Linked DNA regions of Homo sapiens: region 1 is linked to region 2. A link is an interaction called in ENCODE POLR2A ChIA-PET data of the cell type or tissue named here. Cell type or tissue: PC-9. All regions are shown on one strand. Links, peaks and the distances in the headings refer to the core of each region. The heading gives the core; the rest is flanking DNA. Region 1 holds the start of RIPOR3-AS1 (RIPOR3 antisense RNA 1). Region 2 overlaps PARD6B (par-6 family cell polarity regulator beta).

The links. ChIA-PET counts read pairs that join two places held together with the same protein. Peaks named below come from ENCODE experiments on the same cell type or tissue, not always from the same donor. Only the 100,000 strongest peaks of a DNase experiment are listed, where the experiment ranks them.
Region 1: POLR2A ChIA-PET joins it to region 2 with 14 read pairs; 14 of 35 experiments call an interaction of 5 or more read pairs at or near these places.

Annotation. Positions count from the first base shown.
Region 1 is chr20:50,638,366-50,653,366 of GRCh38, forward strand. All of the region lies in intron 1 of RIPOR3 (RIPOR family member 3), which reads right to left. RIPOR3-AS1 (RIPOR3 antisense RNA 1) reads left to right here and starts at 7,106. Exons shown (of 3, transcript NR_111906.1): 1 at 7,106-7,128; 2 at 7,333-7,521. RefSeq lists enhancers at 1,843-2,538, 6,133-6,714. In PC-9, for the core only: no CTCF peak of the experiment used is centred there; DNase peaks (open chromatin) are centred at 4,336, 7,376 and 8,560; H3K4me3 peaks cover 592 bases; H3K27ac peaks cover 3,758 bases.
Region 2 is chr20:50,732,148-50,747,148 of GRCh38, forward strand. It overlaps PARD6B (par-6 family cell polarity regulator beta), which reads left to right. Exons shown (of 3, transcript NM_032521.3): 2 at 5,710-5,932. Among named protein-coding and RNA genes, the nearest start is that of PARD6B, 8.1 kb to the left of the region's middle. RefSeq lists an enhancer at 5,175-5,850. In PC-9, for the core only: a CTCF peak has its summit at 12,562 (motif pointing left); DNase peaks (open chromatin) are centred at 8,769, 9,954, 11,844 and 12,484; H3K27ac peaks cover 7,909 bases.

The sequences.
Region 1 (15,001 bases), core at 3,969-11,968, 94 kb before region 2:
CAGGGAGGCCGCTTCCCTCTGTCTATCAGTCTGCAGCCCTGGGTCCCAGCTCACTCCATTGGGGTTTTCCCAGATAAAGATGACTCATGAATTTCTTTGAATTATCCAGAGGGCATTTTAATTCAAATGGCCCCATCACTGCCTCGTCACCACTCCCACCAGCCATGCCAGGGGTCAGCCAGGGGTCACCTTGAAGACAAAGCCTCTCTTTGGGAAAGAAGCCTTTGAGGCCACTGTGGGGTGGCTGTGTGTCGGGGCGCCAGGTGGGAAGGCAGCTGGGGCCTGCCCAGGCTAGGGAAGAGAGCGTGGGGGTGTGGGGGATGAAGGAAGATAAAGATGGGGTAGCGGGAGGGAGCGGGGGAAGCTGGGCCTCCAAGAAGCACAGGCTGACTTGGGAATCCCATCTCAAACGTGCCTCACCCTGGTCTCCAGCTGTAGGAGCAGTGATAAGGATGAGGACAGGCAGGAGGGACTGAGATGAGATGAGAGCATTTGGAGCCTGGAGAGAGACCCCTGACACTGAGGGAGTGAGGTGACCTGGTGGTGGCTATTCCAGGCCAAGCACCTTTGTTCAACTGTCAAAAACTAGAAACAGGCCGGGCGCAGTGGCTCATGCCTATAATCCCAGCACTTTGGGAGGCCAAGGTGGGTGGATAACTTGAGGTCAGGAGTTTGAAACCAGCCTGGTCAACATGGTGAAACCCCATCTCTACTAAAAACACAGAAATTAGCCAGGTGTCGTGGTGCATGCCTGTAATCCCAGCTACTCGGGAAGCTGAGGCAGGAGAATTGCTTGAACCCAGGTGGCAGAGGTTGCAGTGAGCCAAGATTATGCCACTGCACTCTAGCCTGGGTGACAGAGCGAGACTCCAACTCAAAAAAAAAAAACCTGAAAACAGCAATAATGCCAGTGGTACCCAACACGGCTACAGGACTTGTGCAGTGCCAGGCATTGCTCAAAGAATTCACTCATTGAATTCCTGGTACCCAGGAAGTCTGGCCTCAAGCCTGAGCTCTGCCCCCGCTGAGCAGAACCCCTCTTTCTAAACCCCGGACACTGGGCTGGACACACAGCCTCTCACTCACCCCCACAGCTCCCCGGGGGCAGGGCACTGTTACCATTGTACAGACCAGGAGGCTGAGGCTCGAGATGGAGCCACCTGAAGTGGCAAGTTGGTAGCATTGTACCTCCAATGACTCACCAAAACGCCTGCATAAAAATCCAGGTGCAGTGGCACTCACCTGTAGTCCCAGCTACCTGGGAGGCTGAGGCAGGAGGAGCACTTGAGCCCAGGAAGTTTGAGGCCAGCTTGGGCAACACCATGAGCCAAAAATAAATAAATACAATACAGGTAAAGTGCTTGTGTATAGGCAGTGTGGTGCAGGTGTGTGTACGCCTGACCTAGGTCCCAGGAGTGACTAAGGGACACGCAGAGTGGGGCTCTCCAATCAGAAGCCCTCACTCTGGAATTGGTTATGGGAGGGTCCCTGGACCTCAGCATGTAATGCTTTGCTGTGGAGGCTGTCCTGTGTGTTCAGCAGTGTCCCCACACCAGGAGCACAGCCTGTGACAGCCTGGCACATCTCCAGACACTGCCACACGTCCCTGTGCTAAAGGCATCTCTTCGGACCTGGGCTGGAGGGTTCATTAACCCGTATGGTGGCTTAGGCATAATTTTCCATGGGCGAAATGAGTAGTATTGAAGACACTATGGTATTTGGTTGGCTACAGTATTGCTCGGGCACCTTCCCCTCACACGAACAGGTGTGGGACTCTGGCAGACCACACAGCCTGACACCTACGGAGCGGCCCTGGGTCTGCGGCTCCCACAGGGCCTCTGCCACTCCAGCCGTGACACACACACATGCTGTCACCAGCCTAGGATGTGCACAAAGCCTGTAGGTCTGAGACCAAGGACATGAGCTTGGAGGAGCTGGCTGGATTCCTCAGACCTCTGGGGCCCGTTTGCCAGAGCAGAGCCGAGACCTGCCTGAGACCTGCCTTCATTGCAACCCTGGCCCTGTGGCACGGCTGCAAGGGAGGAGAGACCGGGTGAAGGGCTGCTTCCCCTTTCCATCCAAAAACACACAAACAAAAGACGCCTGAGCTTGGTGAACACACGCACTGGTCAGGCTTAGCTCCATGCGGGGAGGATGTAAATTCAAACCCAGGTGGGCTGAACTCCAAAGCACTCTTCGGCCAACCACTGGTCACTGGAATGAACTGCCCCCAACCCTCTGTCATCTCGGGGACACAGACCCTGCCCCCCTCCGCAGGGCTGGACAGCAGAGCAGCTTCCCTCTACAAAACGGTCAAAAAGGCAAAGAAAGACTTCCACACCCTGCCGCTGCCTGGGAGAACCCTGAGCTTCCTTTCTGCAGTGACCTCTCCATTAGACGCACAGGCCCACGCATGCGCCCACGAACACATGTGAATTACTTCTAGGATCAGAAGGCAAAAAAATGTTCTTTAGGTCAAAGAAAATGTGTTATTATATAAGAGTAATGTATTCATTGTTATAGCAAGTTGTAATATGCACTTCTTTTTTTTTTTTTTTTTTGAGACGGAGCTTTGCTCTTTTTGCCCAGGCTGGAGTGCAATGGCGCAATCTCGGCTCACCGCAACATCTGCCTCCTGGGTTCAAGCAATTCTCCTGCCTCAGCCTCCTGAGTAGCTGGGATTACAGGCATGCACCACCACGCCTGGGTAATTTTTTGTATTTTTAGTAGAGACAGATTTTCTCCATGTTGGTCAGGCTGGTCTCAAACTCCTGACCTCAGGTAATCCGCCTGCCTCGGCCTCCCAAAGTGCTGGGATTACAGGCGTGAGCCACCACGTCCGGCTCACTTCTTTTTTTTTCTGAGAGAGAGACAGGGCTCACTCTATCACCCAGGCTGGAGTGCAGTGGTGGGATCACAGCTCACTGCAGCCTTGACCTCCTGGGTTCAAGCGATCCTCCCATCTCCGCCTCCTGAGTAGCTGGGACTACAGGTATGTGCCACTGCACCCGGCTAATTTTTTTAAAATTTCTTTAGAGACAGGGTCTCTCTATGTGGCCCAGGCCAGGGTGCAGTGGTGTGATCATAGCTCACTGCAGCCTCCAACTCCTGGACTGAAGCAGTCCTCCCACCTCAGCCTCATGAGTAGCTGGGACTACAGGTGTGAGCCCCACACCTGGTCCTATTTCTTATTGGAAGGGCCACTGCAGGCCAAGATGCTCGGTGCCCAGGGAAGTCATAGCACGGCCCTGCCCTTGACCCCTTCCAGCCATCCTGGGAATCTGTCCCCAGCCACCTCCAGGCCACAGGCTCCTTCCCCATCTCTTCCCCACCCAGGAGCTGTGTTACACAGATCACTTTAGCGTTTCCCACGCTAAACCACTGAAACTGAGGGTTTTATCTCCCACTCTCCTTGCTCCCAGTTCCGCATGGCCACTGGCCTGGCTGAGACAGAGCCGCTGGAAGTGCCCGGCAGGACCTCTCACTTGACCTTCAGCCTCTTACTTAACCCTCCCAATGCAGGGCGGTAGCCTCCACTGGGTCCTGTTCAGCCCCTACTCCTAGAAATGGTCTGGGGGGTAAGGGTGGGGCCCCCTGCAGAGCCCTTGGATGTGTGTTTGCGCCATGGCAGTAGTACACCCACCCCCTTCTGCTTCCGCAGAACCTGGCCGGCTCCTCCCCATCCCAGGGGGAGAGGCTCCTCCTGCTCCCACTTCCCTCCTTTACATTTGGCTACTACTCTTAGGGGTGGGGCTTTGTTTACTTTGCATTTTCCTGATTCCTAATGAGATTAAGCACATTTCCTTAGGTTTACCGGCTTCCCAATCTCCTCTTCTGGGAATTTTCAGTGCCTATTCCTTTGTCCAGTTATCTGCCTTCTTCTTCTTGATTGCTGGGAGCGGCTGATAAATCCTAGATGACCATCCTTTCTCAGTTTTCTCCCAGCCCCTCACCTTTTAATCTTAAATTGTTCTCTGTGGGTGTGTGTGTGTGTGTGTGTGTGTGTGTGTGTGAGAGAGAGAGAAACAGGGAGAGAGATACAAGCTTCAAATACTTATGTGGCCAAATCCGTCACAGGTTTTCCTTCTGTGTTTTACAATTTGGAAACTGCTTTCTGGTCTCTAAGATTAAGTTGCTAATCTGTTAACCACTGGTGTTTAATTCCCTGGGGGAGAAGCTTGTCTTCCCAGCCAGGCTGCAAAGTCCCCCAGGGTATGTCTCCATCTCCCCCCTCCCCCCATGAGGCCTTAGTCAAGAGATTCCACTGCTCCTCAGAAATACCGTGAATTTGTCCCCTCCTTCCTGCCTCCACCCCTGCTCGCCAGGACCAATCTCTGCCTCCCTCTCACCCTCTGCCCCACATGATTACCACAGTGATTTAAAAAAAAAAAATCCATCAGAGGCCAGGTGCTGTGGCTCACGCCTGTAACCCCAGCACTTTGGGAGGTCAAAGCGGGCAGATCACCTGAGGTCAGGAGTTCGAGACCAGCCTGACCAACATGGAGAAACCCTGTCTCTACTAAAAATACAAAATTAGCCGGGCGTAGTGGCACATGCCTGTAATCCCAGCTACTCAGGAGGCTGAGGCAGGAGAATTGCTTGAACCCGGGAGGCAGAGGTTGCGGTGAGCCGAGATTGCACCATTGCACTCCAGACTGGGCAACAAGACCGAAACTCCATCTCAAAAAAAAAACCCAAAAAGAATAGAAAAATGTCCATCAGGGCTGGATGCAGTGGCTCAAGCCTGTAATCTCAGCACTTTTTTTTTTTTTTTTGAGATGGAGTCTCGCTCTGTCGCCCAGGCGGAAGTGCAGTGGCTGGATCTTGGCTCACTGCAACCTTTGCCTCCAGGCTCCAGTGATTCTCCCGCCTCAGCCTCCCAAGTAGCTAGGACTACAAGTGTGCACCACTAGGCCAGGCTAATTTTTGTGTGTGTTTTTTTTTTTTTTTTAGTAGAGTTGGGGTTTCACCATCTTGGCCAGGCTGGTCTCAAACTCCTGACCTCAAGTGATCCTCCCGCCTTGGCCTCCCAAAGTGTGGGGATTACAGCTGTGAGCCACCATGTCTGGCCAAATCCCACCACTTTGGGAGGCCGAGGTGGGAAGACCGCTTAAAGCCAGGAGTTTGAGACCAGCCTGGGCAACACAGAGAGACCCATCTCTACAAGAAGTGAAAAAAAAAGTTGGGCACATGTTCTCAGGACCCCCTGAGGCTATGTCTTGGGTCATGGTCACTCATAAATAAATTGTTTTAATTAAAAATAAATGTTGAAAAATTAGCTGAGCATGGTGGTATGTACTTGTAGTCCCAGCTAAGGCAGGAGGATTTCTTTCTTTCTTTCTTTTTTTTTTTTTTTTTGAGATGGAGCCTCACTCTGTCGCCCAGGCTGGAGTGCAGTGGTGCAATCTCGGCTCACTGCAAGCTCCGCCTCCCGGGTTCACGCCATTCTGCCATTCTCCTGCCTCAGCCTCCCAAGTAGCTGGGACTACAGGCGCCCGCCACTGTGCCCGGCTAATTTTTTGTATTTTTAGTAGAGATGGGGTTTCACCGTGTTAGCCAGGATGGTCTCGATCTCCTGACCTCGTGATCCGCCCACCTCAGCCTCCCAAGGTGCTGGGATTACAGGCGTGAGCCACCGCACCCAGCTGGGAGGCTAAGGCAGGAGGATTTCTTGAGCCCAGGAGTTCAAGGCTGCAGTGAGCCAGGATTGTGCCACTGCACTCCAGCCTGGGCAACAGAATGAGACCACATCTCTAAAAAAATTTAAAAATAAATAAAAAATAAAAATGTCCCTTAGTTTGTCACTATATTGCCCAGGCTGGTTTGGAACTCCTGGCCTCATGTAATCCTCCCAGCTCAGCCTCCCAAAGCGCCGGGATTACAGGCATAAGCCACTGCACCTGACCCCAACCGAAAATTCTTAAGGCACATTTTTGACACTAAAAACAGTATTTTATAACTGCTAAAATAGATATGTTAATTCTAGTCTTTTCTTGTGCACAGAAACAAATTACCACTTTAGTTTCTCAAGGAGCACATGTATACATGTTAAATGCATTAATTTGTTTAATATAAACATGAAATACTTTTTATAACCTGGATTGGTACATATTTCTTTTCTTTTCTTTTTTTTCTTTGAGGCAAGATCTGGCCCTATCACCAGGCTGGAGTGCAGTGGTGCAATCTTGGCTCACTGCTACCTCTGCCTCCCGGGCTCAAGCAATCCTCCCACCTCAGTCTCCTGAGTAGCTGGGACTACAGGCATGTGCCACCATGACCGGCTAATTTCTGTTTTGTTTTTTTTTGTTTGCTTTTTTTTTTTTTTTTTTTTTTTTTTGTAGAGACGGAGTTTCACCATGTTGCCCAGACTATTCTCAAACTCCTGGGCTCAAGCGATCCTCAACCTCAACCTCCCGAAGTGTTGGGATTCCAGGTGTGAGCCACTGCACCCAGCCCTTTTATTTATTTTTTATTTTTTATTTTTTTTTTTTGAGACGGAGTTTCGCTCTTGTCACCCAGACTGGAGTGCAGGGGCGCAATCTTGGCTCATTGCAACCTCCACCTCCGTGGTTCAAGCAGTTCCCCGGCCTCAGCCTCCCGAGTAGCTGAGATTACAAGCACACGCCACCAAGCCCAGCTAATTTTTTTGTATTTTTAGTAGAGACAGGGTTTCATCATGTTGACCAGCCTGGTCTCAAACTCCTGACCTCAGGCAATCCGCCTGCCTCAGCCTTCCAAAGTGCTGGGATTACAGGCATGAGCCACTGCGCCTGGCCCCCATTTCTTATTATACAGTAGTTTACAAAAAAATCCCAGCAGCCAGCTCCAGAGAGGCCTTGTTCTGTGGTGTCTAAGGATGGAGCCCAGGCAGGGACGGCCAAAAGCTCGCTACCCCTGCCCAGGAAGGCAGGAGCACCGTTGTGTCCCGTTCCTATCCCTCAAAAATAAATCACAGCCAGCTCATGTCATAGGACAGAGCCTGTTCGCAATCCATCCTGTGTCTGCGGATTCTCCCAGGTCTGTAAGGCAGCAGGGAGATGCGGCCTCTCCCACTCCACCCAACACGTAGCCAGGGCGAGGTGGGGCCGGGGGAGAGGCTGACATTCAAAGGCATCTGAGTGGTAAGAGGTGAGCGAGTGAGGTGAATGGGGACTACGTTAGAAGGACCCTACGTTAGAAGGGTGAGGCGCTAGGGCCATAGCCTAAGGGCACTGGGAACCCTGTGGGCATGCGCAGTTCAAGCCCATCCCCGCTCCCTCCAGCTGCTGTCCATCCCTGCCACACCTGACCATTTGCCTAACCTAGATCCTTCCTGTCTTGCATTTCCTCAAGCATCCGGAGCCCAGGACTGCTGAGTCAACCCTCTGGAATGCCCACAACTCCCCACAGGCCAGCCGGCCTTGGGACTCCCGCACAGCCACGTGAGCCGGTGGAGCCGGGTCTGTTTGCTAGTGGAGGCTGTTAACAGCACGGGAAGTGGTCAAGGGTTCAACAAGAGATGAGCCATCTGGTCCTCCAGAGGTAAACAATTTACAAGAGACACATCAAGCCGGCCTGCTGTTCTGGTTTTTCTTTTGACAGTGAAATATGCAGTTTCTTTTTCATCCTGGTGCCTATTGGAGAGGGAGACTGTTCCAGGCACTCTGACCCCAGCTAAAGCGCCTCCCTGGGGCAGGATCTATGCAGGGAGGCAGAAAAGTCAGATTTTTTTTCACATCTTCTTTGTTCCATTCCCAGGACTGAGCAACTTCATGTATTTATGTATTTATTTATTTATTTATAGACAGGTTCTCACTATGTCGCCCAGGCTGGAGTGCAGTGGTGCGGTCACAGCTCACTGCAACCTCAATGTCCTAGGCTCCAGTGATCCTCCTGCCTCAGCCTCCTGAGTAGCCGGGACCATAGGTGTGTACCACCATGCCAGGGGAATTTTTGTATCTTTGGTTAGAGAAAGGGTTTTGCTGTGATGTTGCCCAGTCTGGTCTCAAACTCCTGAGCTCAAGCGATTCACCCTCCTGGGCCTCCCAAAGTGCTGGGATTACAGGTGGGAGCCACTGTGCGTGGCCCAGGACTGAGCAACTTTAAGTCAGATGGTTAACCTACATCATGAGGAAAGTGGATTTCCTCCCAAAGGAACAGACTTATTTTCTAGAACCCAAAGCCTTGAATTTCAAGAACCTTTAGCCTTAAATCCATTTCCTGTTGGAAGCAGACCCCCTCCTGGTCTCCCCAGGTATTGCAACCCTGCTCTACCAGCCACTATAAATGCCCACACAAAAGGAACAGGGGCTCCATTCCTGATGCTCAGAGTGGAGTCACTAGATTCTCAAGCATATGAGATATGTATGTGGCCTAACAGCCTGAAATAAACAGCTTGTGCTGGGATTGTAATTCTAGAGTTTCCAAAAGTGTTGCAAAATATTCCAGGCAGACACTAAAGTTTGTGTACTACAAGCTGTTTATTAATTAATTTCTTATTTGCCAAACATTCTTGCTTGGGTCTACTGGGAGATGATTTCGTTGGGAATGCATCTCCAATTTTGTAATAAAGATCACCAGGGAAAGAAGGCTTGCTTCATAGGGGCTCATATTACAGGAAATGTGGCTAGCATAGGTAGTTCCCATAAGAAAAAGGACAGTACTAAGTTTTGAGCTCATGTGAAAAAGAAAAGGGGGCCGGGCGTGGTGGCTCACACCTGTAATCCGCACTTTCGGAGGCCGAGGCGGACGGATCACTTGAGGTCAGGAGTTCAAGACCAGCTTGGCCAACATGGCAAAACCCTGTCTCTATTAAAAATACAAAAATTAGCCAGGCGTGGTGGCGGACGCCTGTAATCCCAGCTACTTGGGAGGCTGAGGCAGGAGAATCACTTGAACCCGGGAGGCGGAGGTTGTAGTGAGCCAGGATCGCATCACTGTACTCCAGCCTAGGCGACAAGAGCGAAACTCCATCTCAAAAGAAAAAAAAGAAAAGTGACGTCTGGGGACCAGGATTTTGGGACTCTTTGCAGACATGCCAATAACCTGTGAGATACACACCCACAGACTGACACAGAGGTGAGCAGAGGCCTTGGAGTCAACAGAAGTTCAAGTCTAGCCTTTGCCTCATTCTCTTTTTTTTTTTTTTTTTTTTTTGAGATGGAGTCTTGCTCTGTCACCCAGGCTGGAGTGCAGTGGCGCAATCTCGGCTCACTGCAAGCTCCGCCTCCCGGGTTCACGCCATTCTCCTGCCTCAGCCTCCCAAGTAGCTGGGACTACAGGCGCCCGCTACCATGCCCGGCTAATTTTTTGTATTTTTAGTAGAGACAGGGTTTCACCGTGTTAGCCAGGATGGTCTCGATCTCCTGACCTCGTGATCCACCCGCCTCGGCCTCCCAAAGTGCTGGGATTACAGGCATGAGCCACCGCACCCGGCCACCTCATTCTCACTATGTGACCTTGGACAAGTCACTTATCCTCTTTGAGCCTCCAGTTCCTCATCTATACATTGGAAGCCACTGAAATTATCTTACAGTTACTTTCAGTTGCGAGGACTTGCTCTTTTTCTCTTCATTAAAAGGAAAACACAAAATATAATTTATAGCTTATCCTACCACTTTGTGCTGCTAAGGTTAAAATCCAGGGTAGTGGCCAGGCGCGGTGGCTCATGCCTACAATCCTAGCATTTTGGGAGGCCAAGACGGGTGGATCACCTGAGGTCAGGAGTTTTAGACCAGCCTCACCAACATGGAGAAACCCCATCTCTACTAAAAATATAAAAATTAGCTGGGTGTGTTGGTGGGCACCTGTAATCCCAGCTACTCGGGAGACTGAGGCAGGAGAATTGCCTGAACCTGGGAGGCAGAGGTTGCAGTGAGCTGAGATCATGCCACTGCACTCCAGCCTGGGTGACAATAGCAACACTCCATCTCTAAAAAAAAGAAAGAAAAAAATCCAGGGTACTCTATGGTTTCCTGGGGCTGCTGTAAAAAAAAAAAAAAATACTACAAACTGGGTGGCTTCAAACAAGGGAAACTTATTGTCTTGCAGTTCTGGAGGTTAGAAGTCCAAATCAAGGTGTCGGCAGGGCCATGCTCCCTCTAAAGCAGCGGTCCCCAACCTTTTTGGCACCAGGGACAAGTTTTGTGGAAGACAATTTTTCCACTGACCAGGGTGGGGGTTGGGTGGGTGGTTTTGGGGTGATTCAAGTGCATTACATTCATTGTGCACTTTATTTCTACTACTACATTGTAATATATAATGAAATAATTATACAACTCACATTCCATAATGTGGAATCAGTGGGAGCCCTGAGCTTGTTTTCCTGCAACTAGATGGTCCCATCTGGGGGTGATGGAGACAGTGACAGATCATCAGGCATTAGATTCTCATAAGGAGCATGCAGCCGAGATCCCTCGCATGCGTAGTTCACAATAGGGTTCGTGCTCCTGTGAGAATTGAACGCCTCCACTGATCAGACAGGAGGTAACACAAGCAATGGGGAGTGGTTCTAAATACAGATGAAGCTTCGCTTACCTGCCTGCTGCTAACCTCCTGCTATGTGGCCCAGTTCCTAACAGACCATGGACAAGTACAAGTCCATGGCCCAGGGGTTGGGAACCCTTGCTCTAAAGGATCTAGGAAAGAATCCTTCCTTGCCTCTTCCTAGCTTCTGGTGATGGCTACCAATCCTTGGCATTTCTGGTCTTGTAGCTGCATGACGCCAATCTCTGCTTCTGTTGTCCCATGGTGCTTCCCAGTGTCTCTGTCTTCACAGCTCTTCCTCTTCTTATAAGGATATGACGGTATTGAATTAGAGGCAGGGCACAATGGCTCACACCTGTAATCCCAACACTTTGGGAGGCCAAGATGGACAGATCACCTGAGGTTAGGAGTTGGAGACCAGCCTGGCCAACATGGCGAAACCCCGTCTCTACTAAAAATACAAACATTAGCCAGGGGTGGTGGTGGGTACCTGTAATCCCAGCTACTCGGGAGGCTGAGGCAGGAGAATCGCTCAAACCCAGGAGGCAGAGTTTGTAGTGGGCTGAGATCATGCCATTGCACTCCAACCTGGCTACAGAGCAAGCCATCTCAAAAAAAAGAAAAGATGTAGGCCCCTGGGAAGGATGCCTGGCACACTCAGAGGTGGGACAATGGTGACAGTCCTGACACTTTCCCTCTGGAGAGCATGGACCCCTGGTCTTGGCCATGCAGCCAGGCCTGGCCCAGCCTGCCTGTCCCCCACCCCCACCCACAGGGACTGGGCCCTTCCTGCCCAGGAACTATTCTGATTCTGCAGCCCTCAGGCTTTATTGCTTTTCCTGCTTAATGAGGTGAGGTTCGCTCAGCCCAGTGGCAATTCCTGTAAAAGCCATTTGGATGACCCAATGGGGTGAGTTTACAGGGAAGCGCTCCCTGAGGGCTAGGCTGGCTGGAAGCAGATACTTTGCCCCCTTCCAAGGACGGTAATGAGGTTTGAGGCTTCCAATGGGGGCAGGGGATGATCTGGGCGCCAAAAGCCCTGGCCTGGGGTCAAAAGATCTGGGCTCCAGCCCCAGCCGGGCTAACTAGGCAGTCTCCTGTCTGAGCTGTACTCCCCTCATGGGTGAAATGGGGATACAGGCACATACTTTATAGCCTGCAGTCTGTGTGTAACAGAGAACCATAAGCTGGTGGGTCGGGGAGTGGGGCTGGGGGTTATTTCTCATGGTTCTGGAAGCGAGGAGTTGGAGATCAGGGTGACTGCATGGTAAGGTTCTGGTGAGGGCCCTCTTCCAGGTTGCAGACTATGGTCCTCTCATTTCATCCCCACGTGGAGGGAAGAGGCAAGAGAACACTCTGGAAGTTATAAGAGCACTAATCCCATTAATCCCATTCACCAGGCCTCCACCCTCGAGATCTATTCACCTCCCAAAGGCCCCACCTCCTAATCACAGCACGGGGGTTTGGGTTCAACATAGGAATTTTTTTTTGAGATGGCATCTCACACAGTGTTGCCAGGCTGTAGTGCAGTGGCGCAATCTCTGCTCACTGCAACCTCCACCTCCCGGGCTCAAACAATCCTCCCACCTCAGCCTCCTGAGTAGCTGGGACCACAGGTGTGCACCACCACACCTGGCTAACTTTTTGTACTTTTAGTAGAGACGAGATTTCACCGTGTTGCTCAGATTGGTCTCAAACTCCTGAGCTTAAGTGATTTGCCCACGTTGGCCTCCCAAAGTGTTGGGATTACAGATGTGAGACACCACATCCAACCTCAACATATGAATTTTAGAGTGACCCAAACATTCAGTCCATCACAGTCTCCTGCAGGATTACAGATGTATAATCAGTCTGTAATCCACAAAGTTCTAAGCAAAGGAAAAGAAGTACCAATATCACTATTGCTATTGTTATTATCAGCACCCAAGACCTTCCCCAGTCTCAGTGAGTGGAATATTAAGATGATCCCAAAGACGCTCGACTTCTCTAACCCGTAATACTCACAGGTTCCACCCCTTTGATTGTGGGCAGAACCTGTGAATATTATGATCTGACTGCCATGGTTACCTTATATGACAAAAGGGAGATTAGCCTGGGTGGGCCTGACCTAATCAGAGAGCCCTCAAACAGGACTGGCTTTTTGTTTTTTGTTTTTTTTTTGAGACCGAGTCTCGCTCTGTCACCTAGACTGGAGTGCAGTGGCATGATCTCAGCTCACTGCAACCTCTGCCTCCCGGGTTCAAGCAGTTCTCCTGCCTCAGCCTCCTGTTGGCTCTTACTGGCCAAGGAGATTCAAAGTATGAGAGGGATTCAGCGTGAGAGAGATTTTCCATTGCAGGCTTTGGAGGTGAAGGTGGCCAATACAGGAGGCCTCTAGAAGCTGAAAGCAGCCCCCCAGTGACAGCTAGGAAGGAAATGGGGACCTCAGTCCTATGGCCACACGGAACTGAATGACCTTGGAAGTGGATTTGTCCCCAGATCCTCCAGACAAGAACTCAGCCGGACCAACATCTTGCATTTCAGCCTTGCGATGAGCAGAGAACTCAGCCATGCCAGACTCTGGACCAACACAGCTGTGAGCTCATACATGGATATTGTTTTAAGCTGCTGGGTCTGGGATCATTTGTTACACAGCAATAGAAAACCAATACATACTCTGTCAAGGAAGCCTGAGAATGGAAGGCCCCTACTCAATCTACCCTCCCACTATAGTCTGGTGGTTAGAGACAAGGGCTCTGGAGTCAGATGGAACGGTGTTCGAATCTTGGCAATTCCATCCACTGGCTGTGGAACGTTGTCCACACTCCCTTCCTCACCTCTTATATCCTCGGTTTCCTCATCTGTGAAATAGCAGTGGAAATAAAATGCATGGAAATCATCAGAGCAGGGTATGCATCGTAAGGACACATAGTAATAGCTCAAGAAACACTGTATATGTTAAACATTAGAAACGAGCTGAGAACTAACACCAATGCACCTGTGTTCTTCAATGCACTGCCTACACACCAGAGAAGAGGGGGAGGAGCCCAGATCTGCTGCTCTGGGAGCTACAGGCCAATTAGGGAATCAGGAACCTGAACAGAAAACCACAACTTCAGGGAAAGTAGATGGTACATGTGTTATGTTATTGTGGACATGGCGGGGCAAAGACAAGACCTTAGGTCTTTGAACTCCCCCTCGGAGTCTGGCACAGGCCTGAGTGGAGCTCCCTCCTCAAGACTTCCTTTGCACTGGCTTCCCTGAGGAAGCATTTGCATTTAGGGTTCTGCTGTGGAACCTCTTTCTCTTGATCTACATGAAGCCTGAGGCCAAGGCCTTACACCTGTAAGGGAGGAGGTGGCCCTGGGCCCAGGAAAAGGGTGGGTCCAGTCTCCCAGTTCTGTCCCTGGCATGTACTCTCCCCAGGCCTATCCCACCCCCAAGTCCTCCCAGGCTCCAAACCCTGAGGCCCCACCGACTGTCACTCAAGAAATCACCGAGGCTGGGCATGGTGGTTCATGCCTATAATCCCAGCACTTTGGGAGGCTGGGGCAGGTGAATCACTTGAGGTCAGGAATTCAAGACCAGCCTGGCCAACATGGTGAAACCCCATCTCTACTGAAAATACACAAATTAGCCAGGCGTGGTGGCGGGCGCCTGTAATCCCAGCTACTTGGGAGGCTGAGACAATAGAATCGCTTGAGCCTGGGAGGTGGAGGTTGCAGTGAGCCGAGATTGCAACACGGCACTCCAGCCTGGGCGACAGAGAGAGATTCTGTCTCAAAAAAAAAAAAAAAAAAAAAAAGAAAAGAAAAGAAAAGAAAGAAAGAAAAGAAAAGAAAAAAGAAATCACCAAGCCCTCTCTATACCCATAAGCACAGCCTTGACCGAAGTCCTGACGGCTGAGCATGCAGCTCAAATCCCTGGGGAGATACCACTGCACATACACGAGGGCGGTCGTCATCCAAAAGACAGACCACAGCAAGCGCTGGAGAGGATGTGGGGCAACTGAAACCCTGGTACGCTACTGGTGACATGTAAGAGGGCGCAGCTGCTTTGGAAAACAGCTTGGCAGTTCCTCAAATGGTTAAGTATGAAATTAAGCAAATGGTTAAATGTAAATACGACCCAGCAGTTCCACTCCTAAGTATACATCCAAGAGGAATGTTAACATATGTCCACGCAAAACCCATACACAGACATTCAGAGCAGCATTACTCATAGTAGCCAAGAAGTAAAAACAGCTCAAATATTTATCAGCTGATGAGTGGGTAAACAAAATGTGGGACAGCCATACAAAGGGACACTATAGGGCCATATAAAAGGGACCAAGCCCTGATGCATGCTGTGAGACAGATGAACCTTGAAAACGGTATGCTAAGTGAAAGAAGCCAGAACCAGCAGGCCACAGAAGGTATGGCTCCACGGACAAGCAAGTCCAGAGCAGGCAAATCCAGAGAGACAGAAAGTGGATCAGTCATTGCCAGAAGTTGAGGGAGGGGAGAATGGGAGTCATTACTAATAGGTATGGGGTTTCTTTCTGGGGTAAAACTGCTCT
Region 2 (15,001 bases), core at 4,586-12,585:
GGATGGCGCACACTGAGTGAAATGCGAGGCTGCTCAAAAGGTGTAGGAGAATCCTGCCTGCTGGGCTGTGAGTAAAGGGCCCTGGACCACCCCGTTGTTCCCACTTTCTGTGGTTAAGGGGCGCATCGAGTGGCGAAGGAGAGAGCCCAGTGAACTAAACAGCCCTTTAAAAGTTCGCTTTGCTTCCTGCTGGCGCTCTTTCTAGCACTAACTTTGGTATGCATTTAATCTGTAAAATTAGTACTATCACCTTACGTTGGAGTAGCACTTTACAGTTTGACTCTAGATGCTCTTTTCATTCCATCCTGCTACCTACTCACATCAAGTGCTTTTCCCCTTGACCAACGGTATGCCAATCTGCTGATAATTACTTCGGTATTCACTGAATTTCTAAATCTCAAGGCTCAGTGAGCAGGGTAGTCTGTAGGGAGGGATTAGTTAGGGAATGCCTTCCAAAGGGGGTTTTGAGCTGGAATTTGAAGGTGATCGGCAGCCAAGGGAACACTTTCAGCAAGCGTTTCTTGAGTTGAAGAGTTAAAAGGAGCTTAGATAATCTAGCCCAATTCTCTGAGAAGACTGAGGCTTAGAAAGGTTATGACTTCCTCAAGCTGTTTTTTTGCAAAGCCTTCATGCCTTTTTAATAACTTCTAGACATTGCAGAATACAAAACAGGACACTGGCTGGGCCCTGAGAACATTTAAAATAGAATTGAGAAGGCCAAAACACAGAAAAGGAGAAAATTGAAAGTATATCAATTTCAAAAAAAAAAAGTAATGGAGCATCATAGATGGTAAGACTACTAAGGAGTATGTAAAATCAAGGAGTGATTTGAGTGAGGTACAGTGGAGTAAGGAAAGCTTCCTAGAGCCTCTAGGTAGAATAGTTTTATTGTCTAGGGTTGATAAGCAAAGTTCTGTAAGTTTCTGTAACTGAGAATCACATCGAGAAAATCGACATTCGTTTGTAACATCATTAAAAAATGTGATTTGAGTCTGGGCGCGGTGGCTCACGCCTGTAACCCCAGCACTTTGGGAGGCCGAGGCGGGTGGATCACCTGAGGTCAGGAGTGCCAGACCAGCCTGGCCAACATGATGAAACCCCATCTCTACTAAAAATACAAAAAATTTTTAGCCGGCCGTGGTGGCACATGCCTGTAATCCCAGCTACTTGAGAGGCTGAGGCAGGAGAATCGCTTGAATCCGGGAGGTGGAGGTTGCAGTGAGCCAAGTTTGCACCATTGCACTCCAGCCTGGGCAACAAGAGCAAAACTCCATCTCAAAAAACAAAACAAAACAAAAACAAAAACGGCTTGGCACTTACATGAGGATTGGCACTAGTTTCAGAATTAGTAAGAAAAGACGTGTAGTTACAGCAATTTAAGGAATGTGCATGTCCATGTGTCCTCTGTGCACAGCATAGCAAATTGAAGTGACTTGCTTGAGCTATAGCGTTAAGATGACCCAAAATACATAGCAGAACTTTTCCTTTAGCGGTATGGTGGCAGTAGAGGTTCCATGCCCAGTGGTTGAACCTTCTTATGGCATTTTTGTTATAAGTTTAGTTTGGATTTGTGGGAGTTGAGGTTATGGAAAGAAAAACACTTGTGATATTGCATAATCTTAAAATTTTAAGTTTATAGCCCTAATCTTGGTAGCAAGTCTTTAATTTTTTTCCACAGAAAAAAATGAGTAGGAATTCTAAGTATACTGATAAATACAATCAAATAGTAATTTATCTCTAGTACTAAGAAACCTTGAGTGCTTTAAAACTGGAATTTCAGGCTTTTTGCCTTTCTCTTGTCAACTGATTTGTGAATCTTTCACTTACTTCTGTCTAAACTACATGTTGTATATTTGAACTGCCATACTGCACTTTCAGCTAACTGTGTCTTTTAAATAGAATCATACACTGATTCTAGGAACATGTGCTGAATGAAGTCGGTCCCACTATTCTAGCTGTTGACAAATAGGCAAGATATAGGTAGTGAGTGTTTCTAGTATGTCTATGACACCTTATATGTTTCAAATATATATTGCTGATACATTTATTTTCAGTAGATTGAAACATTTGTCACCTTAACCATTTAAAAAATATTTGGAAGGGTTTTTGAAACAGTATTTTCTTTGACATTGCTTTAGTGATACCACAGCTTTTTACAAAACTGATTGCTAAGAGTTTATAACCAAAACTAGGTAGTGTGCCGGTCCTTTTTTTTTTGAGACAGGATCTTGCTCTGTCACCCGGGCTGGAGTACAATGGCACGATCACGGCTCACTGCAGCCTCAACCTCCTGAGCTCAAGCGATTCTCCGATTTCAGCCTCCTGAGTAGCAAGACTACAGGCGTGCACCACTACACCCAGCTTATTTATTTATTTATTTATTTATTTATTTTGTAGAGATGGGGTCTCTCCATGTTGCCCAGTCTGATCTTGAACACCTGAGCTCTAGTGATCCGCCCGTCTCTACCTCTCAAAGTACTGGGACTACAGGCGTGAGCCACTGCACCTAGCTGGTCCATTTTTCTCTTACTATTTTCAATTTTTTTTTATCTTTTTAGAGACAGGGTTTTGCCATGTTGGTCATGTTGGTCTCTAACTCCTGAGCTCAAGTGATATTCCCACCTAGGCCTCCCAAAGTGTTTGGATTATAGGCATTAGCCACCACACTGGGTTCCGGTCCATTTTTAGGATCTCTTTTTCTTCATATAAACAGTAATGTTGGCCAGGCATGGTGGCTCACACCTGTAATCCTAGCACTTTGGGAGGGCAAGGTGGGCGGATCACCTGAGGTCAGGAGTTCAAGACCAGCCTGGCCAACACGGTGAAACCCTGTATCTACTAAAAATATAAAAATTAGTGGGGCGTGATGGCATATGCCTGTAATCCCAGCTACTCCGGAGGCTGATGCAGGAGAATTGCTTGAACCTGGGAGGCGGAGGTTGCAGTGAGCCGAGATTGCGCCACTGCACTTCAGAGCCTGGGTGACAGAGGGAGACTCTGTCTCAAAAAAATAAAAAAATGCAATAAAGCAGTAGTGTCAACATTATTATCTTCACACGTGGAAGGGAAAAATAGTAATGATAAAAGAATGGAGAATGTAAATATACCTATAGTTCAATTTGTGGTACCAGCTAGTATGTGACTTTTCTTTGGTAACTGTTTTATCTTCCTAATTGTATCTCTAGTGTTGGGAAGATTCTTAATCAATAATCTTGATGATGTCCTTTAATAACCCTGGAACAGTCTTTGAGTCATAAAATTTCCTAATTATTATTCATAGGCAAATAGACTATGAAAATTAAGTTTGCATTTCTAGAATGTACCAACAGACACTGGGGGAAGGGAGTCCATACACATTCTGGATGGCTAGGGCAAACTAGGCTATGAAACAGTTGTAAATGGTTCACAAGTGAATAATTGCTGATTGAATCTTAATTTTGTCTCTTAGTGTTTTTGTTCATGTAAAAAGTTCCCTTAATCCTATTGTTGTGTTGCAAGAAGCATAACAATTTCTCTTGGGTTTTTTTTTCCCATGCCAATATTGGCAAAAGTGCAAATATACCATGAAGCCATACAATTTTTTATTGTTTTTATCATAACAGTTAAGCAAGAGAAAATATTGAGCGAAGAAATTTCATCCAAAAGCTTTAACAAAAACATTGAAGCCCTAAAATGTTAAATGATCAGATGTTATTCCCATTCATACATCAGGGGAAGTGATAAACCCTGTGGATGAATCAGCAAGCACTAGCAACTTCATGTTGTGATACCAGAATAAAGAAAATGGAGGAGAAACTGTGACTTTTGATAACATCATGAGACTAACTGATATGAAGGGTGTTCCCTGAGTTTTTATTTACTTTGAAATGTGAAGGTGTGACTAAACTTTTTGAGAGCCTTAGGTATGAGTCACCTTATTTTCTTGACAGATGTTAGTGTTTATGTTTCAGGAATGTGTTTTGGGAACTATTTTAATTTTTGTTAGAGGTAAGAGGTGTTTTTAGTGAGTTTTGATGTTAAAACCACTGAGGAGTATGGGTGTAAGCAGAGCAGGTGAACTTTAGATAGAGCAAAACCAGTGAATCCAGATGTCCCATGGGACCTTTGGGAAAATGAAGTGACATATTTGTAAACTCAAATTATTATGGTAGGGGCTTTCTCTACATGATGCTTAAGGCTGTACCAACAGTATTTCTCTTTTCCTTTTTTCTCTGGGACATAATATTTTTACATTAGTATTTCTTGCTAGTAATAGATAGGTGGAAGAAATATGAGTTCAGTGGTTAAACACATTAGGCAAACGTTCGTTTAAATATTTTTAAAAACCAACATAGGGCTTAAATGAGCCTTTAAAGTGCTGGTCTCCGCAGTGATTCCCAAGAGCATAATTATGTAGCGTTTCTCAAACTTACATGACTGGGACACTTTTTGAGGAAGGCAGATTAACTTTTCTTAGGTTTCCACGTTTGAGGAAATGCCATGTTATTCCCACAGTGTTATAAATCCTGTTTATCATGGACTAGATGAAGCCAGTCCTTAGTGTTTTGGTTTTTTTTTTTTTTTTCTTTTTTGAGACGGAGTCTTGCTCTGTTGCCCAGGCTGGAGTACAGTGGCATGATCTCGACTCACTGCAACCTCTGCCTCCCAGATTCAAGAGAGTCTCCTGCCTCAGCCTCCTGAGTAGTTGGGACTACAGGCATGTGCCACCACACCTGGCTAATTTTTGTATTTTTAGTAGAGACGGGTTTTGCCATGTTGGCTAGGCTGGTTTTGAACTCCTGACCTTGTGATCCTCCCGCCTCAGCCTCTCAAAGTGCTGGGATTACAGATGTGAGCCATCGCGCCTGGCCTCAGTTCTTAGTGTTGAATAAGAGTCACTTTTAATTATTTGACATTGGGAAAACAGAGGTGTAGGGAAACAGACTTCAGAATCAGAACTGTGAAGGTAAGTATTGGGCATGATGGAGGCTGTCTTCCTCCCCATTCCGCCCCATTTGTGTGATCTCTTAATACCTCCCTGAAGTAATTATTCTCTTTACCCACTAATTGGTGAGCTTCTGGAGCAGGCTCGAGGCTTTCAATCTCTAGGGCCTAGCACTGTGCCAAACACATAAACACTTTGTGCGTTAATTGGATAGTTATAGGACATACATTTGATGTATTACTGAAGCTTATTTTTTTCTGCATTAACATAGGGAAGATCATACCTTAACGCCACGTAGCTCACAGTTCTTTTTGTATATTTTGCTGTTGATTCTTACCACATACCATGAAATCCTAGTTCCATTTATGGGGGAGGACACTTAAATGCTTTCCTTTGGTCAAAATAAGGACTTGGACAAGTCTTTGGTACCCCATGATGCACCTGAGGAGAGCATTGCCGTCAGAGTCTGGGCTCCAGACAGGGTTTGAGCTGAGTCACTATGCAGAACAGTCCGCAGTAAGGCCTAGGTACCCCAGGGATAGATAGAGTTGAGCCTGCCTCTCTTGAAAGGAATGCTCTTCAGAGACACAGCAGTCAGGAGGCACATTCTTGTGCCTTTCTTAGGCTTTTTAAAATCCCTGATAGTAAGGTTCTTCACAATAGACAATCTTTCCTTAATTAAAAATACTTGCTCTGCTCGTTAATTTTTCTATGGCATGCATTTTCAAATTGGGTCCTTTTACTTTTTTTTTTTTTTTTAAGTAATATGTTTGTTACGTTTATAGTTTGGAGCTGAATTTCGTCGGTTTTCGCTGGAAAGATCAAAACCTGGAAAATTTGAGGAGTTTTATGGATTACTACAACATGTTCATAAGATCCCCAATGTTGACGTTTTGGTAGGCTATGCAGACATCCATGGAGACTTACTACCTATAAATAATGATGATAATTATCACAAAGCTGTTTCAACGGCCAATCCACTGCTTAGGATATTTATACAAAAGAAGGGTAAGTATCACTGTTTAGAAAAATTGTGTTAGAAATAGAAATAGTGTATTTTCCCCACTGAAAGGATACCCAGACTTTGCCACAAACTTAGTGAATAAACATTTTGTGTGAATCTTCTTATGTTAACTAACATGTGGGTTAAAACATTTGTGATATTGTTGGTTTAATTAATATCTTTATGCTTCACTAAGTGTACTTTAGAAAATTTATATTTCTAGTTACTTTTGTGTTAACCTCTTTGGTTTTATTTTTCCTTAAGTAGAAATTGGGAATTTATTGAATATTGGGAATTTATTGAATCTTCACTTTATCAAATGGATTATTCTCCACTCAGAAAAATGTGAAAAGAGTGTGACTTTGGAATCCAAAGCATTCCTGTTTTTTGGTGGCAACCAACTTTCAAAGGCTGTATTTACCAGTTAATAAATACCAGAAACAAAGCCATTTAATCTTCCTGAGTCTCAATGTCTGCACCTATAGAAAGATTATAATATTTTGTAGAATTACTATGAGGATTAAATGAGCTAAGTGCAGTGCCCTGGCTTATAGTAAGCACCCAGTAAATACTTTCTTTCTTTTACTTTTAGGATACTTTTTAAAGAAATTGTATAAAACTAGTTAATTATCTGGAAAATGAGGTGGGAAGTTACTATTGTGGAAGGATGTAAACACTGATATTAATTAGTCTTCCAAAAAAATTGAAATCACTATTTGGCAATAACTTTCTTTCTTTCTTTTTTTGTAAAGACTGGGTCTTACTATGTTGCCTGGTCTCCGGTGATCCTCCAGTCCCTGCCTCTCAAAGTGCTGGGATTATAGGCATGAGCCACCATGCTCAGCCAAGAATTTTCAAATGTATTTTGAGTCCTAAAACTTTTTTTTTTTAATCTCGTAGCCTTTGTGTGTGTATGTATGTGTGTCTGCAGATAGGCAGGGTAGGGCTTATTATGGTATGTACCATTTTTTCCTTTCTCAATTGTAAATGAAGTGGTTTGGGAAGCCAGCATGAGAGCATCAAGCCTGGTATTGGGATAAATTAAAGACTTACGGTATTTATAAGCCAACCCAGAAAGTAGCTTGAGAGCGGCCAGGCTTGGTGGCTCACGTGTGTAATCCCAGCACTTTGGGAGGTGGAGGCGGGCGGATCATCTGAGGTCAGAAGTTCATGACTAGCATGGCTAACATGGTGAAACCCCATCTCTACTAAAAATACAAAAATTAGCTGGGCATGGTGGCACATGTCTGTAATCCCAGCTATTCAGGAGGCTGAGGCAGGAGAATCAGCCAGGAGGTGGAGGTTGCAGTGAGCCGAGATCGTACCACTGCACTCCAGCCTGGGCAACAGAGCAAGACTCCTCAAAAAAATTTTTTTGAAAAGAAAGTAGCTTGAGAGAATGGGTGGGGATTATCTTTGAAGGTGAAAACTATTTCTAATCAGTTGATAAGCATTAGACCACTCCCAGGGCTCTGGAATTCCACTGATTATGTATCTTTGCTTTCCTGGGTTTGGAGGAACTAAAGTCCACCAACAAAATAAACCTCCAAGGATAACCTCTGCCTATATCACTTGACTATTTTACAAAATACTTTCACACACAAATTAATGTTCCCAAAGTTTCCTGAGATGGATCTCAAAGGTAATTAACAGGAATGCGATATAATGAGAGTATGACCTTAGGAAGATTCAGTTGGCTGTTCAGGATGAATTGGAGTGGGCAGCAGTCTTACAGTAGAGAGCCAGGAGCAGGCGGTAAAGAAGTGAGGAGACTGGCCTAGAAGTAGAGGGGAAGGGTGGGGGGAGGGGAGAAGGCAGTGGCGGGAAGGTAGGAGGGGAAATACTTGGGAGTCATTGCACTCACTGTGGCTGCTTTGCAGTGAAGGAGAGTCCAGCAGAGCATATCTTGATGGTTTGAGTCTGACAGCTGGGACAGTGTCATGAACAAGCAGAGTAGATTGATTTGGAAAAGAAAATTATGAATTTTGTCTTAGGACAAATAATCTTAACCAGTCATTCAGAAGATTAGAAATGGTAGACAAAAGTTCAGGGTAGAAATCCAAAAACTAGTTAGATTTGCAAGCTTTTTGAAAAGTGATAGTTAAAATTTTGGGAGTAGACATAAAGGCTATCTGAGATGAAGACCATGGATAGAACCTTGGAAAGCTATATATAGAGTGCTGGAAAAGGAGGAAGAATTTAAATAATTATGGTTGAATAATAGGCCTTTCTTGTTAGCAATTGTAATTTTCTTTAAAAAGTTAGTTGCTGTTTGGATGTGCATTCAAATATAGAGTGGGTTTTTAAAGTATTGCCATGTGACAGAATTTTGTTGGATTATCCCCTTTGGTAGAAAGATTATGACAGTTGAGTTATACCACCACATGTTTTGTTAATGGAATTATACTCTTGCATGATTATGGAATTAATCCTAACATCTTTTAAGGGTAGTTATCTTTTATTTCCTTTCTAAGTTTTTATTTATTGGTGGTATAATTTTTATTGAGACCTTTGATGGTTTTTATTGTTGTCATAGGAATTACAACTTAGAAATATGTTTCTATGTGCAAATGTTTTCTATTTATTAATGGTAAAATGTCCAATATAATTGATAGCCCTTAGAATTTGATTTAGAAATAGGCAATTCAACAGAAATATTTTAGATTTTAAAAATATAAATTTAATACAAATATGACTTTAGCAAAAATGAAAGTAGGTAGTCAGTTCATTCCTGCTTAAAACCCTCTGATGATTTCCCATTGCAACCAGAATAAAATCCCTTCTGATTTGGACTTCCCAACCTCATCTTCCCTCATTCTCTCACTCCCTCATCACAGTCAGCCACACTGGCTTCCTTCCTGTTCCTCAGACTTGATGAGCTTGTTTCTTTTTTTTTTTTTTTTTGAGATGGAGTCTTGCTCTGTCACCCAGGCTGGAGTGCAGTGGTGCAATCTCGGCTCACTGCAACCTCTGCTTCCCAGGTTCAAGTGATTGTCCTGCCTCAGCCTCCTGAGTAGCTGAGACTACAGGTGCATGCCACCATGCCTGGCTAATTTTTGTATTTTTAGTAGAGATGGGGTGTCACCATGTTGGCCAGGCTGGTCTCGAACTCCTGACCTCAGGTGATCCACCCGTCTTGGCCTCGAAGTGTTCTGGGATTACAGGTGTGAGCCACTGCACCCAGCCGTTAGCTTGTTTCTGTTTCTGTGCTCTTATGCTTGGTTATTCTTAAGGACACTTCACCCTCGGTTCTTCCCACGTCTGCCTCCTCCTGCTTAGCTCAGATAAGTTTGTCAGAGGAGTCTCTTCTGACTACCCTAACTAAAGCCCTCCACCTTCCCACCTTTACCACATCATCCTCTGAAGACCTGGAAATATCTTATTTAAGAATATGTTAACTTGTTTCCTGTCTGTCTGGTTTACCATCAGGTCGCAGCATCTAAATCTGGCAGACTTACTTAGTGTACTATAATGCATGCACTCTTTTTTTTGTGGAGTGGGGACGGAGTCTAGCTCTGTCCCCCAGGCTGGAGTGCAGTGGCGCGATCTCGGCTCACTGCAAGCTCCACACCATTCTCCTGCCTCAGCCTCTGAGTAGCTGGGACTACAGGAGCCCGCCAACACACCCGGCTAATTTTTTTTTTTGTATTGTTAGTAGAGACGGGATTTCACTGTGTTAGCCAGGATGGTCTCGATCTCCTGACTTCGTGATCCGCCCGTCTCGGCCTCCCAAAGTGCTGGGATTACAGGCGTGAGCCACCGCGCCCGGCCGCACTCTGTCTTTTAAGCAAAGTTGAGCAGATGCTTAACTAGAAATCTGATTTTATGTAAACCTTAATGAACATTTAATTCAAGGAACTAATATAAAGTATGACATTAAGTATAGTTACATTTTACTGCTTGATTACAGCACATTTTCTGTTTGCTTTTTGATTTCAGTTAGGCATCAGTAAGGCAGAAGTTACACTTAATATGTACTGGTGTTTTGTTTTGTTTTGTTTTAAGTCTTGCTCTGTCACCCAGGCTGGAATGCAGGGGCGTGACCTCCACTCACTGCAACCTCCGCCTCCCAGGTTCTTGTGCCTCAGCTTCCAGAGTGGCTGGGACTACAGATGCGTGCCACCACGCCCAGCTAATTTTTGTATTTTTAGTAGAGACAGGGTTTTGCCATGTTGGCCAGACTGTTCTCAAACTCCTGACCTCAAGTGATCCGCCCACCTCGGCCTCCCAAAGTGCTGGGTTTACAGGTGGGAGCCGCCGTGCCTGGCCCCAAGTGATTTATTTTATTTTATTTTATTTTATTTTTTTTGAGACAGAGTCTTACTCTGTTGCCCAGGCTAGAGTGCAGTGGTGTGATCTCGGCTCACTGCAGCCTCTACCTCCTGGGCTCAAGCGATTCTCCTGCCTCAGTCTCCCAAGTAGCTGGGACTACAAGCGTGTGCTACCATGCCCGGCTAATTTTTGTGTTTTCAGTAGAGACACGGTTTCACGACGTTAGCCAGGCTGGTCTCAAACTCCTGACCTCAGGTGATCCACCCTCCTCAGCCTCTCATAGTGCTGGGATTACAGGTGTGAGCCACTGCGCCTGGCCCCCAAGTGATTTTTGAAAAGCAAATTGCAAAACCATTTTAAAATTTAAAACTATGTGATCTTTTAACATCTGATACTCTACTAAAATTTCTTTAAAGTGAAAGCTTACAATTCAATGTGTAAACTACTTTATAGTCTGAAGTTTAAGATAGTGTTGTTGGATATCTTGAAAAATTTTTATAACAATTTATTGTTAGAAGAAAAACCCCATACTCTATTCCTAGAGCAGTTATCATGGGAGCAAAAACAAAGCACAAGAAACCTGGTATCTTAAAAGTTATTTTCATGCAGAGGATCCCAATCCCCCATTCCCTGTTAAGAGTATTAGAGTTTATCCTAATTGATTCGGGAGATGGGGAAGAGAAGGTACAGAATAGACTTTCTGCTCTCATTGTTGAGGTTATTGCTGTGCACTAAAAATTTTTAAAAAAATATTTAAAGCTTGCGCCTTTTAAAAATACTCAGGTCATTCCTGTCAGTTTGGAATTCAGCCAGGGAAATGTGTATTTTTAAAAGCTTCCCAGCCAGTCCTGATAATCAGCCAGGTGGAGGATCTGTTGATGTGCTACAGAACAGACCCCTCTCCAGATCTAGTCAGAATCTCTACATCCAGACTTCTTGCTATAACACCGTCTGTTTTTGATTGACACCAGACACATATGTTTACCTCTTCGATTTATTCTCGTTTTATTAGGAACACTAGAAAGGCTTTGCTTTAAACTTTGTCTCTCATAGGGCATGCCCTTACACAGATGTGACTTTGTGGCCCAGATGCTGGTAACTGGGCATCTAAATCATCTCTTAGATTTTGTGCATTGGACATTATTTTGTAGGTGTCTTTTAAGGTTACATTTTTATGAATCAGGGTTTAAAGTTGTCTAAGGAATATACATTTTAGTAGTAAATTGTAAATTATAGTTTTAACAAAAGATATGGCCCAGAAATGAAAAAAATAAATTACAGCCTGTAATCCCAGCATTTTTGGTGGCCGAGGCGGGCGAATCACAAGATCAGGAGATCGAGACCATCCTGGCTAGCATGGTGAAACCGTGTCTCTACTAAAAATACAAAAAAATTAGCCGGGCTTGGTGGTGGGCGCCTGTAGTCCCAGCTACTCGGAAGGCTGAGGCAGGAGAATGGCATGAACCCAGGAGGCGGAGCTTGCAGTGAGCCTAGATCGCGCCACTGCACTCCAGCCTGGGCGACAGAGCGAGACTCCGTCTCAAAAAAAAAAAAAAAAAGAAATTGTGGAGTAACATCTCAGTATGTGACACCAGTTACTCACAACAGAAACGTGGGTGTCACCTTTGACACATACCTATTTTTTAGTCAGTCACCAAGCCTATTAAAACTGTGTTCTAGTTATTTTTCAGATTTGTCTCCCCATTTCCATGTCCTCTGCTCCAGGCCAGGTGCCATCCAAATTTACTGAAGTAGCTTCTTTTTTTTTTTTTTTTTTTTTTTTCTGAGAAGCAGTCTCGCTCTTGTTGCCCAGGCTGGAGTGCAATGGCGTGATCTCGTCTCACGGCAACCTCCGCCTCCTGGGTTCAAGTGAGTCTCCTGCCTCATCCTCCCGAGTAGGTGGGATTACAGGCATGCGCCACCATGCCTGGCTAATTGTGTATTTTTAGTAGAGATGGGGTTTCTCCATGTTGGTCAGGCTGCTTGCGAACTCCCGACCTCTGGTAATCCGCCCACCTCGGCCTGCCAAAGTGCTGGGATTACAAGTGTGACCCACTGCACTGCGCTGGCTGCAGTAGCTTCTTGTCCTCCCCCTCCACGTCCTTCTCCAGCCTGCAGCCGGAGTGAGCTTTGTAGAAAAACCAAATGAGTTCACTATCACTGTCTTCCCTTAAAATCCTTGATTTTCTTCCCTTTGCCCTTAGGCTAAAGTCTGTAAACTTTGGTACTTCCCAGGAGGCCCTGTTTGTCTGTTTGGCCCCTGGCTGCCTCTGACTCAGCTCCTGACTCCCTCCCTCCCTCCCTCCCTCCTGCTTTTCACCCTCTGTTCTAGCTGTATTGGATTTCTTTGTCTGGCCCTCCCTCTTCTGGATATTGTCGAGTCCTGTGCCTGGAACATTCTTCTTGCCTTCTACTATTAGCCCCTGGCTGGTTTTCCTCACAGAATCACTTCCCTGGAGAAGCCTTGCCTTACTCCTACAAGCCAGGCCAGGTCCCCTTTACATACTTCCCCAGCATGGTGTGCTTATAGCTCTCAGCACCTTTGTTATAATTTACTTAGAGTATTTGAAATTATTTGTTAGTTGCCATCTCCTCTTTTAGATTGTAAGCACCACGAAAGTAGACACCATACCTATTTTATTCACCAAATCTGTACCACAGAGCACAATTCCTGGCACATAGTCAGTGTTCGTTAAATATTTGGTGATTAATTTTTCTGTATTAGGAATGAAGGGGTCTGCAAAATTTGAATATCTAATTTGCTTTAAGTGATATTTAATCTTTTTAAAGTTGCCAGATCTGGCTGGGCGCAGTGGCTCACGCCTGTAATCCCAGCACTTTGGGAGGCCAAGGTGGGCGGATCGCCCAACGTCAGGAGTTCGCCACCAGCCTGACCAACATGGTGAAACCCTGTCTCTAATACAAAAATTAGCCGGGCATGGTGGTGCATGCTTGTAATCCCAGCTACTCGGGAGGCTGAGGAAGGAGAATCGCTTGAACCCAGGAGGTGGAGGTTGCAGTGAGCCGAGATCGTGTCATTGCACTCTAGAGCGAAACTCCGTCTCAAAAAAAAAAAAAAAAGTTGCCAGATCTATCTCATTTAACCATTTTATATTAGAGCAAGAGTTGGCAAACTAAGGCCTGTTGGCTGCTTTTGCATATAAAATTTTCTTGGAACAGGGTCTCACCATTGCCCAGATTGGAGTGCAGTGGTGCCATCTTAGCGTACTTCAGCTTCGACCTCTCAGGCTCAAGTGATCCTCCCACTTCAGCCTCCCAAGTAGCTTGGACTACAGGCACAAACAAACCACCATGCCCAGCTAATTTTTAAAATTATTTTTGTAGAGACAGGGTCCTGCTATGTTACCCAGGCTGGTCTTAAACTACTAAGCTGAAGCAGTCCTCTCACCTCGCCCTTCCAAAGTGCTGGGATTACAGGCATGAGCCATCATGCCTGGCCACATAATATTTTATGGATTGTCTGTGGCTGCTTTTACAAGAGTGATTATATAGCCTGTAATACCTAGACATTTACTGTCTGACTCTTGACAGAAAACGGTTGTCAACCCCTGGATTAGAACATTTTAAAACATTATTTCATTATTTGATTTCTTCCTCTGATCTTCAAGTGGGGCATAATCTTGAACTTTGTTGATGGCTGTACTATAATGGTTGCTGTTTTGTTACTGTATGGGGATACTGATGGAGCTTATGTAGAAGTTTTTTTTTTTTTCTAGATTTGCTTTTTACTCACTGTGAAGCTTTTATGTCTTACATCTGCCTGCCACCCACAAATGGATCCTTACCCTTTGCTCTGAATGTGTGGTTTATGACCCTCTATGAGCAAAGGAATGAGATTACTAGGCTTTTCAGAATTAATGTTTAAAGAGTAAGAGGTTCAGAGGGAAGCCCTGCAGGATAAGTGAAGAACAGCCACTATTTGTGTGTAAGAAAGTAAGACATCCAGTTTGACTATTTGGAGGCCTTCTAGGTGGATCCTTGTCTGTTCAGTTAGCCGAGATCATTGGCTGAAGAAAAGGCTTGGGATAAATGCGGTGCTGCTGTATCAGCCCATATCATGTACTGTTGCATAAGTGAATTTATACAAGTGGACAGTTGCTATGATCAAGTTTTCAAACTTTCCATCTCATTCTGAGTTTAATGCTCTGATAGTGTTCAGGTAGAAAGTCAACTCCAATTCCTTGTGGACATTCACCTTTACACTTTAACACCCTGAACCCTGGCTTTCTGCCAAAATATTTTCTTTCCCAGTGGCTGGAAACTGATTAGCTAGATGGGAGAACAAAGGTGGCTTTGTACTGGGGCATATTGCTTTTGAGAATTTAGCAGAGAGCATTCAAATGGAGTCTGGATGTGATGCCAAATTATGCAGATTTGGAGTTTATTTTGGTTAGGTTTCCCATGAGTAGGTATGTAGGCAACGTAATACTGTTCTCAGTTTATATGGTCTGGAATTTCCCTTATAAATGTTATATAGGCTTTCCTTATTGATTGTTTTAAAACACAAATATGTATGATTTTGAGAAAACACATTACCAGAAGACTATTCTTGATAGGTTTTTTTGCCAAAAAGATTGTTGTACCAATGGATTTATATCCAAAGCCATATTATAAATACATTTCTGTCTCTGTAAGAGCCCAATGCAAATACTTATAAATGATTACAAGTGTCCCCAAGGGGAAAAAAATGCCAAAAAAATAAGATACCCGTAACCTTATATATTTATCTGAAACTAGGTTTTGAAGAGTGTTCACGCAGCATCAGAAAAGAATACTAAAGC